2 separate regions of the Homo sapiens genome follow, and region 2 is linked to region 1. A link is a contact called in ENCODE Hi-C data. All regions are on one chromosome and are shown on one strand. The core of a region is the stretch at or near the end of the contact, and the rest is flanking DNA. Distances in the headings are between cores, read along the strand shown. Region 1 holds the start of ZNF491 (zinc finger protein 491). Region 2 holds the start of ZNF799 (zinc finger protein 799).

Region 1 (2,762 bases), core at 33-2,532:
GCGAGATCATAGGTCACTGAAGCTTCAAACTCCTGGGCTCAAGATCTTCCCACCTCAGCCTCCCGAGTAGCTGGGACTACAGGTTCAGGACACCACGCACTGCTAATTTTTAAATTTTTAGTACAGACGAGGTGTGGCTCCGTTTTCCAGGATGATGAACTCCTGGGTTCAAGCAGTCCTCCCGCTTCAGCCTCCAAAAGGGTTGGGATTATAGGCGTGAGCCCCCGCACCCTGCCTGCAAGTCTTTTAATTCACTTCAATTATCTTAGAATTTTCCTTCCCCACTTTATACATACGTACAGTGGAACTGAGGGTGTTTGTCTCAGGTAACCGATCAATGAAGTGAATAACCTGTAGGGGGCAGCAGAGCCTAAGGCCAGTGACACCCTGCTGAGGCCAGTCTGGAGCCGGCAAAGGGAGGGAAAGGGAGCTCCCCTGGGTGTTTCCCGGGCAGCCTGCCCTCTACTGCAGGTGGCCTCCAGCTGCTCAGAACAGCTGCGGAAGGAATGTGGATCCTGAGAAGCTACAGAGCCCTGGAAAGCAGGAGACTCACGTGCAGGTGCACTTTGTGTAGGGGGGTTGGGGGGAGGTTCTGTCCTTACTGGGGCTGTACCTAGAGCCTAGGGACGTTTTGCGGGGGCAGTGTTTGGTTTTTACGTGCAAAGGGTCCCGGCGACAGACTGTAATTTGTACATACAAAGATAATCTGTGAAGATCAGGCTCAGTAAGATTTGTCTGACATGTCACCTGGAGAAAGGGTTTGTGAAGGTAATAGTTTACTTAGGTTAGAAGCTTAAACTGACCCCAGGTGAGAACTTCTGCTGGTGAAAATGAAGTCTAGGGGGAGGAAGCGGTTCCATATTCAGGGGTGGGACGGGGGGAGTGTGAGGAAGTCTCATCCCCAATTCCCGCCCTGTAGAGGACACCTGCCTCTCCCTCCTGGTGCAGTCTTGCCTGGCCTGGCCTGGCCTGGATTTCCTTCCTGCTATGAGGCAAAGGAATGACTCCATTGAACACCGAGTCTGGAATTCCCAGCACACATTTCTGAAAGATCGAGGAAGCTAACAGTGCCCCTTCTAACAATAAGTAGCAAGTTTGGCTGAAATGCAGATAGCCAACGACCAGGGCGCAGGGAGTGAGCTTAGCCTTAGAAAGGCTGTAGCTAGGATTAATCAGCCGGGCTCTGCAGGGCTCCGTTACCCAGGGCTTACCCTGTCACTCAGGGCTGAGGGGCGGAGCCTGGAACCCCATCCAATCAGGGGCCCTGGGACGGGGCCCTGCCAACTGTCAATCCGGGGAAGCAGAAGGCCGCACTCAGAGTCTCTGCACTCCTTTGTTGCTGGGGTCCGTTGCGTTCTGCATCCAGTCCTTGCTGCTCCGAGAGGCCCCAGGTGCCTCCGCCACGGCTCCTGTGACGCTGTCACCTGCGCTGTGACCTGCTCCGGAGTCATAAAGAGGACGCCGGGACACCAAGAAGCAGGGAAATGGTAAAGTGCCCGGCCTAGCGTCCAGATACGTGGAAGAGGGGCTGGGTGGAACCAACAGGATCCTGCTGTGGCGGGACCCAGGCCTCCGCTCGGGCGACCCCGGCGATTGGGACCCGCGTCCCCCATGGCGTGGCTTGGCCCTCGGTCCGCTCGGCCGCCAGGTGGGGCTGGGCCCGCAGCTGGGACCCCGGGCGTCCTGTCCCGTCCCTACGCGGCGACTGCGGCCCCGGCCCCGGAGTCCTCTCTGGGCAGCTCCGCGCCCGCAGCCCGGCGTCTTCCCAGATTGTGCGGGGGCCACGGGAGGGTCATGGGGGGTCGGATGTGTCCCGCCTTTCTTCTGCTAAAAATTAAACTGAGGCTCTGTTAACAGTTAAAGAGTTTGTTGGAGCAACAGCGATTCCGAGTGAGAAACACCCGGTCATGGCTTGTGATTGAAGAAAAGGCTTTTATAAGTTGCATGAGGAGGCAAACAGGATTAAATACTTGATTAGTTACAGTGATGCTGTCGCCGTATGTGGACTTGTCAACCTGAAATAAAAGAATCAGATTCCAGTTTTTTAAAGTTTACTCAAGCAAGAAGCTGGGAATGGCCCATTTGGGAAAACACAGGATCCACGGAAATGGGCTCAGTGTTTCAAATTTAAAAGTTTAAGTTCTTGCTTATATAGGCAAGAAATTTAACAGGATTACAACGTTTTTTATACAAGGCTAGTTTGTGAGGCACAACAATTTAATCAGAGTTTGGCCCGCCCCCCTCCCCCCGCCCCCATAGAGCTTTTTTTTTTTTTTCTTTACATTTGGGTTTCATTTCCTTTCCAATTTAAAAGAGTATATTTAACATTCCAGCGTAAGGCAAGGTGATGCCAGCGTGGACAACATGGCGAGACCCCGTCTGTACAAAATATTTTAAAAAATTAGTCGGGTATGGCCGGGCGCGGTGGCTCACGTCTACAATCCCAGCACTTTGGGAGGCCGAGGCGGGCGGATGACGAGGTCAGGAATTCGAGACCATCCTGGCCAACATGGTGAAACCCCGACTCTACCAAAAATACAAAAATTAGCTGGGCGTGGTGGCACGTGCCTGTAATCCGGCTACTCGGGAGGCTGAGGCAAGACAATCGCTTGAACGCAGGAGGCGGAGGTTGCGTGAGCCGAGATGGTGCCACTGCACTCCAGCCTGGCGACAGAGCGAGACTCTGTTAAAAAAAAAAAAAATTAGTCAGGTATGATGGCCGCTTCTGTAGTTAGTCTGGAGGCTGAGGCAGGAGAATTGCT
Region 2 (2,700 bases), core at 75-2,574, 600 kb after region 1:
GGAACCCAAAATAATTCTTTCAAGAAAAAGCCATACATTGCTAGCTGAAAACAAGATGACAAACTAGTGAAATATCGCCTGGGGGCCAAACAGTTCATACCGTTGCTGTGAATTAAGGACAGAAGGTTAGCCTGGGGAAGTCTCTGGAAACCAAGAGATTTGCTGCCAGCCCTAGGAGGAGTCAGGATGAGAGAACACAGTGGTGGATTTGAGACCCTGCTAACCACATCTTTGGAAGACTCAGAGGGGAAACGGTCGCCCTTGGAAAGAAAGAAGGGACTGAGGACCACGGAGACCACAGCTCCTCCCACACACAAACCCCACACACGAGTCTGGATTCCACCTGGTGACTCGTCGTCACCGTGCAGCCTCCTCACCGGGTTCACAGGAACTGCGAGCCAGGCTGGAGGCGAGATTGCAGTTAGATATTAACCAGGTGCCCTCAGCCCCGCTGCCTCAAGGGGCCGCCTCCCTGAGAGTCAGGTCACAGCAGACGCTGACCGCCGGCTTCCCCATTGTGCCTGGGGATAAGATCTCTGAGAACTGCTCAAGAGTCGCCGGAGTTCTCAGATCCTGAATCCCAGCAAAGGCTGGCGCCAATCAGGTTGAAGTCCCAACGAGGGAGCCCATTCAGCAGAATGCGGTTTCTTCACCTCCTGTCCCAGGATTCACCCCTCACTTCCCCACCAACCAACGACCCTACACCCAGCCGCCCCCGTCCAGACCCCAAATCCCTCAGGGAGGCGGATCTGGGGTGTCCTCCCCTCTCTGGCTATTAAACTGTTTCTGCTGCAGCCCTCAGCGTCTCGGTGCAGTGAGTCGGGCCGCGAACCTGTGTTGCTTACAGCCGCACAATCTCGGGAGACGCGAGGCTGCGGGCGCGGAGCTGCCCAGAGAGGGCGCCGGGGCCGCAGTCGCCGCGCAGGAACGGGACAGGACGCCCGGGGTCCCGGCTGCATGCCCAGCCCCACCCTGCGGCCGAGGGCCGACCTACGCCAGGGGAACCCGGGTCCGTAGATCCCGGAGTAGCCCTTGGGGAGGCCCGGGTCCAGCCACAGCCGATTACTGCAGGTTCCACCCAGCCCCTCCCCCGCCTCGGGACGCCGGCCCAGCACACGCACCATTTCCCGACTTCCGCGGTGTCCCAGGTCCTCCGGACGGCTCCCGCTGCCAATGCGGGTTCCCGCGGGACACAGGCTGCCACGGAACTTCCAGGTCGTCTCTTAGCTACAGAGCCGAGCACCGAGCGCCCAGCGCAGGTGGGTGGAGAAGACGCCGCGGGCTTTTTCAACCACACACTCCTCTGGGAAGCGCGCCTGATTGACAGTTCCCACGAACCCGCCCCACGGCCCTTACTGGATACGGCGTCAGGTGCCGCCCCTCGTGGACTGATTGACAGAAGAAGCGATCTTGCACAGCTGAGTGGAGCCAGATGAGCAAGTTCCTGACACAGCCCTTGGCAGGGCGGGCTTCCTCCCTGCTCTTTGATCTGAATCCTCCCGAGGGATATTTGCACTTAAGCGGAATTTCCTGCCTGTACTCAATAGGACCTCCTGCTTCTTCCTCCTGTACACTGACTGACAAAACAATTATACTTTTTTTTTTTTTTTTTTTTTTTTTTCCGAGAGAGAGAGAGAGAGAGAGAGAGAGAGAGGGAGTCTTGCTCCGTGGCTCAGGCTAGAGTGCAATGGTGCGAGGCTCACTGCGACCTCCGCCTCCTAGGTGGGTTCAAACAATTCTGCCTCAGCCTCCCGAGTAGCTGGGATTACAGGTGCGCGCCACCACACCCGGCTAATTTTTGTATGTTTTAGTAGAGGCCGGGTTTCACCATGTTGGCCAGGCTGGTCTCGAACTCCTGACCTCGTGATCCGCCCACCTTGGCCTCCCAAAGTTCTGGGATTAGAGACGTGAGCCATCGCGCCTGGCTCCAATTATACTCTTTTTCAATGAAATTTTTCAAAATATTTCAATGTACAATTAAATTATTTTTTACTATAGTCACTCTGTTGTGCTAGCAAATACTAGGTCTTATTCATTCTTTGTAACTATTTTTTATACCTATTAACCATCCCCACTTCCCCCATAACTACTCCTCGCTACTACTTTTCCCAGCCTGTGGTAACCATCCTTCTACACGTTTTTGGTTGTTTGAGATGGGGTCTTGCTCTGTTGCCTAGGCTGGAGTGCAGTGGGGCCATCATGGCTCACTGCAACCTCTACCTCCCAAGCTCAAGCAATCCTCCCACCTCAGCCTCTCAAGTAGCTTCAGATTGTTCACTGTTGGCATATAAAAATGTTACTGATTTTTGTATGTTAATATTGTATCCTGCAACTTTACTGAATTTATTTCTCAGTTCTAATACTTTTTTGGTGGAGTCTTTAGGTATTTCCAGATATAAGATCATATTATATGCAAACCAGGATAATTTGACTTCTTCCTTTCCTTCCCAATATAGATGCCCTTTATTTCTTTTTTTTTTTTTTTTTGGACTTATTGCTCTAGCTGGGACTTCGAGTACTGTGCTGAACAACAGTGGTAAAAGTGGGCATTCTTATTGTGTTCCAGATCTTACAGGAAAGGCTTTCAGTTTTTCCTCATTCATTATCATGCTAGCTGTGGGTCTGCCATATATGGCTTTTATTATGTTAAGGTAGCTGCTTCTATACCCAGTTTTTTTTTAGGGTTTTTATCATGAAGGG

Evidence for each region. Hi-C counts contacts between places; a loop is a spot of excess contacts on that map. Pooled maps may share reads with other maps.
Region 2: a pooled map shows a loop between it and region 1 (6-fold over the local background). The contact joins the promoter of ZNF799 here to the promoter of ZNF491 in region 1. A Hi-C loop is called at or near these places in 4 of 50 pooled maps.

The regions. Positions count from the first base shown.
Region 1 is chr19:11,797,241-11,800,002 of GRCh38, forward strand. ZNF491 (zinc finger protein 491) reads left to right here and starts at 1,283. Exons shown (of 3, transcript NM_152356.4): 1 at 1,283-1,487. RefSeq lists a silencer at 275-444 and enhancers at 538-1,049, 1,275-1,374, 1,385-1,544.
Region 2 is chr19:12,399,947-12,402,646 of GRCh38, forward strand. It overlaps ZNF799 (zinc finger protein 799), which reads right to left and starts at 1,325. Exons shown (of 4, transcript NM_001080821.3): 1 at 1,122-1,325. The coding sequence starts at 1,124. RefSeq lists enhancers at 620-709, 1,430-1,479 and a silencer at 940-1,099.